3 separate regions of the Homo sapiens genome follow, and regions 2 and 3 are each linked to region 1. A link is a contact called in ENCODE Hi-C or POLR2A ChIA-PET data. All regions are on one chromosome and are shown on one strand. Each heading gives the region's core, a stretch centred on a gene start or an enhancer-like site at or near the end of the contact. The rest is flanking DNA. Distances are from core to core; before and after follow the strand shown.

The links. Hi-C counts contacts between places; a loop is a spot of excess contacts on that map. ChIA-PET counts read pairs that join two places held with the same protein, here RNA polymerase II (POLR2A). Pooled maps may share reads with other maps.
Region 2: a map with no recorded cell type shows a loop between it and region 1 (5-fold over the local background). The contact joins two enhancer-like sites. A Hi-C loop is called at or near these places in 2 of 37 single-sample maps with no recorded cell type and 3 of 50 pooled maps. POLR2A ChIA-PET finds 5 or more read pairs at or near these places in 1 of 52 experiments (activated T-cell).
Region 3: a pooled map shows a loop between it and region 1 (5-fold over the local background). The contact joins two enhancer-like sites. A Hi-C loop is called at or near these places in 1 of 50 pooled maps. POLR2A ChIA-PET finds 5 or more read pairs at or near these places in 2 of 52 experiments (OCI-LY7 and activated T-cell).

The regions. Positions count from the first base shown.
Region 1 is chr2:231,672,236-231,674,941 of GRCh38, forward strand. No RefSeq gene overlaps it. Among named protein-coding and RNA genes, the nearest start is that of PTMA, 35 kb to the right of the region's middle. RefSeq lists enhancers at 1-1,013, 25-74, 575-624, 611-1,333, 2,623-2,706. Within about 2 kb of position 1,321, at least 29 of the 41 ENCODE cell types and tissues checked have a DNase peak (open chromatin) inside an H3K27ac peak, as active enhancers do.
Region 2 is chr2:230,658,957-230,662,005 of GRCh38, forward strand. No RefSeq gene overlaps it. Among named protein-coding and RNA genes, the nearest start is that of LINC01907, 40 kb to the right of the region's middle. RefSeq lists a cis regulatory region at 1-796 and enhancers at 214-483, 1,118-1,674. Within about 2 kb of position 1,800, at least 18 of the 41 ENCODE cell types and tissues checked have a DNase peak (open chromatin) inside an H3K27ac peak, as active enhancers do.
Region 3 is chr2:230,266,233-230,269,201 of GRCh38, forward strand. The region is part of intron 12 of SP140 (SP140 nuclear body protein); the gene reads left to right. Among named protein-coding and RNA genes, the nearest start is that of SP140, 42 kb to the left of the region's middle. Within about 2 kb of position 1,384, at least 2 of the 41 ENCODE cell types and tissues checked have a DNase peak (open chromatin) inside an H3K27ac peak, as active enhancers do.

The DNA.
Region 1 (2,706 bases), core at 71-2,570:
CCCTGTGTGTCTAGGGGCTGATGTGGGCAGACCTTTGAGGAGCTGGCTGGGAACCCCTCCCCCGCCTTCATAACAGGGACCACTGCAGGGTGGTAAGCCAGGCCCACATAGCTCTTTTTTTTTGCCCAGCTAATTTTTTGTATTTTTAGTAGAGACGGGGTTTAATCATGTTGGCCAGGATGGTCTTGAACTCCTGACCTCAGGTGATCCACCCACCTAGGCCCCCTAAAGTGCAGGGATTACAGCCATGAGCCACTGCACCCGGCCATCCACATAGCTCTTTCTTGCCTGAAAGATCCTGGGCCAGGAGGGAACTAAGCTTGGGACCCTGCCTCAAAGGATGCTGGGCAGGGTGACGCCAGCACTGGGTGGGTAGCAGTCCCCTGAGGCTGCGGGTGGCAGACAGCTGGGCCACGGGGACCCTGGGGAGTCCCAGATGTTGTCTCTTTCAGCTCACTGCTTCTCCGAATGTGACGGGGAGACTGGGGAGGCCACAAGGAGGAGACGAGGGGCCCCCACGGGGGTTTACTGAGGAGCACACAGTGCGGGCAGTGGGCCATCTGTCCCAGGGCTGGGCCAGGGAGGGGCTTCCCAGTATCAGCAGGCAGGGCCGCCCTCAGGCCCAGCTCCCCCAGGAGTGCATGGCAGGGGCACCTGGCTCAGGGCTGAATGGAATGAGATGGGTCCAGAGCACCCCCTGCACACAGTGAGGCTCAGGTGAACCTGGGAATGTTCAGGGAGAGGCACAGGAGAAACAGGAGGCCTGAAAGGGAGGGGCCTGGCCTGAGGGCAGATCTGGAGGGAGGGCCCACCCGCAAGCTGCTTCCCTCCGGCCTGCTGGAGGCGCCAAAATCACCCTAGCCCGGGCCCCACCCGACAGTCTGAAAGCCCTTTCTCTTTCCATACTGGGGGAGGTCTGAAAGCCCTGGGCAGGGACCGACGTTCTGATTTCACGGCAGACCTTGTTTTCCACCAAATCAGTGAGCCCTGGTTCTGGAGGGTCCTTGAAATCTCCCCTAAGAGCTTGGTCAGAGCCTCGGAGGAAGGAGGCGTTTGGGGGAGGAGACTCAGATCTGGGAGGCCGGGTCTAGAAGGTCCGGCCCATCCTTGGGACCCCAGAACCTGGTCCCTGAAAGGCATGGCCCCTCCTGAGGCACTGACTCTGGGGACTGAAGCCCCCACAGAGCTCTCACTTCCAAGGCCCCCCAACCCTGGGCCACTGGGGAATCCCTGCTCCCTCCCCTTCCCCACCCATCCTCTTAGGCTCCTTCTCCTCCCATCCCCCAGGGAAAAGAGGGCCCGCCCCCCACGCCAGGGCATCCCACTTCCTGCCTCTCACCGGCAAACAGCTCCCAATCCCAGTCCTCAGTGAGGAAACGGAGGTGTGTCTGACCCCTCCCAGCCAGGCTCCACCACAGTGCTGGCCCTTGACTGTATTTGTCCGTCCTGTTGGCTTCCTCCAGGTCGGTCTTGTGTTCACACAGGGTACTCTAGCCCACCTCCCTCCTGCTTCCCTGACTTCACAGCCTCCATATATATATATATATATTTTTTCCTTCTCCTTCCAGATGGAGTTTTGCTCTGTTGCCTAGGCTGGAGTGCGGTGGCAAGATCTCGGCTCACTGCAACCTCCTCTTCCTGGATTGAAGCGATTCTCCTGCCTCAGCCTCCAAGTAGCTGGGATTACAGGCGCCCACCACCACACCCAGCTAATTTTTTGATATTTTTAGTAGAGATGGGTTTCCCGAGTTTCACTGTGTTGGCCAGGCTGGTCCCAAACTCCTGACCTCAAGTGATCCGCCCGCCTCGGCCTCCCAAAGTGCTGGGATTACAGGCGTGAGCCACCAAGCACGGCCCCGCAGCCTCCTTCTTGAAAGAGATGTCCACACCCCATCTGCCCCTCCTTCTCCCTTCCTCATTCCTCAGCAGCTGGCCTCCTGCGGCTGCTCCCAGGATCTTCTGCAGAGTCTGGTCCAGCCAACCCCACCTACCTGGCTCCACATCCACGTCTTTTGAGCCCTCCTCTTCTCCGCCCCATGGGTGCCCGTTTCTCCAGGCCTGCCTCTCTGCCCTCCTGTCCTCACCACAGGCCCTTCTTTCTGCCTGGGCCTTCTTTCTGCCTTCCCTCTGAGAGTGGAAGTGGGGAGGCTGGGAACAAAGGCTGGCATAGGGCACCCTGGGTGCAAAGAGGCCTCACTGTGTACCAGCTGGATGGCCTTGGTTTCCTCAGGCATAAAGTGAGGTTGGTAACGTGGAATTGGCCTCTGGGTCCTGTGAGGACTTAGAGGCACACATCCAGGCAGCTGCTGCACACCCAGGGGGCTGAGATTTGCCCAATGGACTCTGGCACCAGTGCTTTCAGCCACAGTGAGAGGTTTGCAGAGGGCTTCATAAGTCCTCAGGCATTTGGGCTGATCTGGGAGTCCCAGTGACCCAAGCAGCCACACACATTCCCACACAGCTCAGCGCATTACTCTTCCAAGCAAGGGGCAGGCGCGTTTTGAGGGCCTCGACCATTTGTACGGAACACCGTGTTCTGTCTGCTGCCACTGGTCTCAAGGAGGACGAATCCCCTCGACCTTACCCCACCCTGGGCATCTCCACCCAGAGCCCTGGGACGTGAGGGCTGGGGGCTGGCAGCAGATGGGTTAACTCCTGGCCTGGCTCCAGAAGGATGCCCCGTCAGCCTGCAAACCCCTCTGGACT
Region 2 (3,049 bases), core at 550-3,049, 1.0 Mb before region 1:
TGCCTGCTAAGCACCGCTCCGCCCAGCCTGGTGTGTCCTCCACATCTTCAACCTCTGCAGTCTTCCCAGGGCTGCCCATGCCCTCCCTGGTTTCCAGTCTCTCCTCTACCACTCTCCTCCATCCCCTCAGTCATCCCCCGGTGCTCCCCTTCCAGACCCCACGGTTGCCCCTGTGCCACCTGACTGTCCAACTTTTCTCCAAGCACTCAAGATGGTCTCAGTGCTCCCCACCCCCACCTAGTGAGTCAATTTCAGTACCTGGGCCCTCTAATTCTGCCCTGCGGAGTCTCAAAGTATGTGCTGCCCACTCACCAGAGGAAACAGAAAGCACCTTCTCAGAATACAGCAGGCTTTAATTTCTAGAACTGTGGAGTCATTCAGAAAATGAGAAGAAGAGTGTTGGGTGTCTGATAAGTGAAGATAAGGGCTCAGAGGGATTGCAGGTCGTGGGGTGCGGAGGGGTGGAAGGGAAGACAGTTATGCTAATTTTTCTAAAGAAGAGCCTAGACATCAGCCCATACATAGGATCAGCTGTGGTTAGGAGGCAGCGCCTTACCAAAACCTGCAGGAACAGCCCCCTCCTCCGTCACTCTGTGCCAAGCCCAGCCCCTGTGGCTGCAGCTTGAGAAGCCCCTGATGTGCTCTCAGAGGCATTTCCCCTGGCGCAGTGGCTGGTGGGCACCTGGAACAGGAGCCCTGCAGCTTCCCCAGACTCAAGCAGGCAGTCACGGCCTTGTGCAGCCTCGACATGGCCTCTGGCTTCTCAACAAGGCCCCCAGTCCATCTGCCTCTGTGCCCGGCCTGCTGACACACCACTGCCCTCGTTCTATGCCAAGCACCTTCCAGTGTGCCACCCAGGGACCGGTGGCAGGAAGCAGGCTCCTAACAGACATGGATTGGGCTCCTGGGCACAATTACTCTACTTCTTTTTTTTTTGAGACGGAGTCTTGCTCCGTCACCAGGCTGGAGTGCAGTGGCGTGATCTCAGCTCACTGCAACCTCCGCTTCCCAGGTTCAAGCAATTCTCCTGCCTCAGCCACCCGAGTAGCTGCGATTACAGGCACGTGCCACTGTGCCCAGCTAATTTTTTTGTATTTTTAGCAGAGACAGGGTTTCACCATGTTGGTCAGACTGGTCTCGATCTTGTGACCTCGTGATCCACCCTCCTCGGCCTCCCAAAGTGCTGGGATTACAGGCGTGAGCCACCGCGCCTGGCCCACTTACTCTACTTCTGCACCCCCCACCCTGCACATAAGGAGGGTACATCAGACCCAGAGGATGGCAACCCCCCCAGACTCAGAGGCCACAGGGAAGGGCCTGCGCTGGCCCACCTTCACCTCGATGCTGACTCGCAGAGCTCCGGGAATGTGGACCAGCAGGGAAGGAAAAGGTTCCCAGATAGACTCCGGAAACAGAGCTCACATGACCCCCCTGGGACTCTCTCGTCCCCGCACTGTCCCTGCCAAGGAAAGGACAAGGCCTTGGGCCAGTCTTCTGCAGGAGGTGTCCTGGACAGGCAGTTCCCAACCCACGTGTACAGGCAGTGGCTTCAGATTTGTCTCTGGGCTGTGCTTGTTCCTCTAGGAAGGGCCCCAGCAATTCCAGCCCCAGGGAAATTTTCTCTCCTTCTTCTGGTGTGGATCAGCCAGGGCATTTCACAACCAGCTACAGATGACAAAGAACTGGTAACAGGGCCACCTCCCGTGCCCTGGTCTGGGTGTCCCGGTGAAACTGAATGAAATGAACAGCAGGTGGCCGGGGTCAAACACCAAGTTAAACAGAAGGGGACAATCTCAGCTCCCAGGCAGAGACCACGGGTGGGGGAGGGAGAGCGGGCAGGAGGTTACAGACCACGTGAATAAGAGTTCAGATCTTTGTGGTACTGGTTGGCAGTTTCCGTTCTTACACCCCAGCTTCCTTCCTGATTCTCTGCCCAGCACAAGGGGATTGGGGAACATGTCCAGCCAACTATAGCCAAAGGCAGCACAGGGCAAGGTATACAGTCAGTGCCAGTTAATGGTTAAGACAGCCAGCATATCAGGCATTGCAGTGAGCCGAGATTGCACCACTGTACTCCAGCCTGGGCAACAGAATGAGACTCCATCTCAAAAAAAAAAAAAAAAAAGAAATAGACAGCCAGCATAGGAGTCAGACAGGATCCCAACTCCACACTTGAACTCTCTAAGCCTCGGTTTCCTCATCTGTAAAATAGTGATAACATTGAAGACCATCTCACAGGGATGCCAAGAAAATTAAATGAGAAACTCTATGGAATGCACTTAGGACAGGGCCTGGCACATAGTAGGACCTCAATAAATATTAGCCATACTATCAACTTGACTGAGAATGGTAGTTGAAGAACCAGTGGGCTCCACACAATCTCATATTAGAGAATCTGACTCTCCAGGCAGGCGTGAGAGTCAGTGCATGATGATTAAATCCTTTGAGGCACACGGGGGAAATGTGTCCTGCCTAGGGCTGTCTTACTTCTCTTCCTCACCCCTGTTGGCCTCAGTATCTGGAACTGCACCATAGAGATGAGTCCCTTTGGGTAGTGCCAGGCAGCGACTCAGATCCCAGGGTTCCAAATAGAGACACAGGGGCACTGCTGTACTGGGGGCATGGAGGGCTATAGCATGGGCCGGCTTAGGGGTGTGGTTTGAGCACCCCAGTTCCCCATAGGCCTGATTCCCCACAGAGCTCAGATGTAGAAGGGCCTGGCAGATCGGGCAACCAAAGCTCCTTTCCCTAACCTCACAAGGTCCAGAACCCCAAGATTTAGACTTTCTTCCTTTCCCCAGCCCCCTTATCACCACTTCCTGGCACTCAGCTCCTGCATCTGAGAAATGAGTATGGTACCAGGGTTGTGGTTAGGCTCAAATGAGCAACCCATGCAAAATCCTTTGAACCGAGCTAGACATAGGTGTGGTATTAGTTTGATAGGGCTGCCATTACCTAGATCCACAGACCGGGTGCCTTAAGCAACAGAAGTATACTTCCTCATGATTCTGGAGGCTGGAAGTCTGAGATCCAGGTGTTGACAGGGTTG
Region 3 (2,969 bases), core at 134-2,633, 1.4 Mb before region 1:
AGAAAATAGCCTAGTTTTTGTTTTGTTTCATTTTGTTTGTTTTACAAACTTGGAGTTTTTCCTTAGAAGTTTTATGTCCATTTTTGCCCAACTCAATGAATAGATTAAGAAATGTCTAGATCTATAGAGTATAATAGAGGTGACCTATGCATCAGATCAGAGAAGATGCAGGTATGAGCTTTGTATCCCTTAGGCCGTATTTAAAACTTGGAAGAAGATGGTTGTGTTCGTTTTTCATTGCTGCATGACAAATAACCACAAATGTAATGGCTTACTACAATACCCACTTGTTATCTCACAGTCCTGCCAGCAGAAGTGTGGGTGGGCTCAACTTAGTTCTCTGCTTAGAGTCTCCTTAGGCTGAAATTAAGATGTCAGCCCAGCTGAAGTCTTGGCTGAAGGCTCTGAGAATCTTGCAATCGAGCTCACCCAGGTTGTTGACATAATCCAGTTCCTCGTGGTTGTTGAACCGAGGTCACAGCTTTGTTGCTGGTTGTTGGTCACGGACCACTCTCAGCTCCTGGAAGCCAATCATATTCCTTAATACATTGCCCCTCCATCTTGAAGCCAGCAATCTTGTGTGGAATCCTTCTCACACTTTGAATCTCTGACTTCCTCTTCTGCTGCTGGCTAGAGAAAACTCCCTGCTCTTAAAAGGCTCATAAGGTTAAACCAGATCCACTCTATTAGTCTCTCTTAAGGACAGCTCTGCCATATCACATAAGGTAATTATGGAAGTAATATCTCATTATGTTCACAGTCCTCAGGATTAGGGAAAGAAATATTTGGGGGCCATCTTAGAATTCTGCCTATCGTCAAGGAAATTCCTAGAAAATAACTGTCCAGATAAGCCACTGATTTTCCCAAGCAAATAATATTTATCTTTATCAAGTGAGACATTAAACAAAGCTGAACATAAATATATTAAAAATTTTGGCTTTAGGTGAGACTGAAGAGATTGTAGTAATCTGGTTAGGAGGTACAGGGAAGTGAGGTATACCTATTTTGTTTATTGCTTGCAGACCTCAAATCATCCGTAGTGTAGGTATACTAATGGTCAGGTCAACTATACATAGATCATGTGTCAGAGAATTTTCCAGGACTTCTAAAATTAGTCCTTCTTCTGAACCTTTAATCTGGTAGTTCTATTTGCAGAATAGATCCCTACCTATTACATTTATAGAGGTTTTGTTGAAAACAGTGTTCCTCAGATAATGGTCTGAAAGTAATAGATTACTGGTTGAGATGTGGAAACATTCAGTGATTTTTTTCTCTTCTTTTATAGACCTACTTGTCAAATGTGTTACTTACTTTGGACATGACAAAACCTCCCCATTGCAAGCCAGAGTCATTTTAGGGAAAATTTTGCCAGTTATTAAGAAAAGTACAAGAGTTAGAATCATGATGAAAGTATACAGAGGAAGTGAACATTTTGTCGGGGAGATTATGGCTTTGGCAAAGACAATCCCGTGACAAACAGCAAAGAGGCCACTATATTTCAGTATAAGTGTGAATGGTGTGTTCCACATGAATGAAGCAGAAACTGAAAAGGGGACATATGATTAATTACATGATTGTAGTTGACTCCAGATTACATACTAAACAAAATGATTTTCTTTCACAAATTGACAAGACACTAGGTGCCCTCATGAAGGTTTTGATGAGGGACCCAAGAAAAAATGTGACCGAACATCTTTGCACAGTTTGGCTACTGTCTAATGGACCCACATCCATTAGTTTTAGGGGCTGGCTTGAATTGAGGACTTATCAGACCTTGACCACCAGCTGTTTGCTTTGGATCACTGTCTTCTAACATTCAGAAAGCACAGGAAAATCAGGAACAAGCACACATGAAATAAGACTTTTTGTTTTTTTGGTGGGGTTTTGCTATGTTGCCCAGGATAGTCTAGAATTCCTGAGCTCAAGCCATCTGCCTGTAATATGACCTATTAACAGGCATAAGCCACCATGCCTGGCAGAGATAAGACTTTTTAAAAATAGACAGAAGAGGCCGGGTGTGGTGGCTCATGCCTATAATCCCAGCACTTTGGGAGGCCGAGATGAGTGGATCACCTGAGGTCAGGAGTTCGAGACCAGCCTGGCCAACATGGAGAAATCCCCTCTCTACTAAAATTACAAAAATTAGCCAGGCGTGGTGGCAGGCACCTGTAATCCCAGCTACTTTGGGAGGCTGAGACAGGAGAATCTCTTGAACCCAGGAGGCGGAGGTTGCAGTGAGCCGAGATTACGCGGTTGCACTCCAGCCTGGGCGACAAGAGTGAAACTCTGTCTAAAAAAAAAAAAAAAGACAAAAGAAAGGTAACAGTAGATGAAGTAGTGAAACAAGTAAATAAGTAAATAAGCACATTAATTGAGAAAATGTTTGCTAAGTGGTGTACTTCCAACTGAAAATATCTAATTGTATCTAATTGTATACCCATGTTTAAATAAGATAAATTCAGAACTAGGAGCTCAGTGAAACAAGTCAGAGTTCGAGTTGTTGTTGAGAAAGATTCACTTGGCAGTAGGTCAGAAAAATGACCTGAGCTGGACACAGTGGCCTGAGATTCATGCCTGTGGTTCCAAGGGTCCCACAGGACACTCCCCAGCAAGAATCTTCAAGATAATCTCGGCAGGAACTCCAATTTTTGAAGGGCTAGGCTACTACTCATAATCTGAAACTAAAAGCTGATTTATTCCTAGCTAAGCAAGGCACCTAGTGGGAGGAGGCCCTGTGCTTGTAAGACACAGTCTCTATAGAAAAGGAAACTGCAGTTTTATAGAGAGTTTTAGGAAGCATATTGTGTAGGGACTCCAGACCTTCAGAAACAGGAGTGTTTATGAGTAATTTAGCATTTGGCCATCAATGCAGGCTTTGTGGAGGGGGTGTTGCTGACTGGCTGGGCTTCAGATATGTAGAACTGCCAGTAATGGGCTCGCTTTCAGAAATGTGACTGGGGATATAAGTA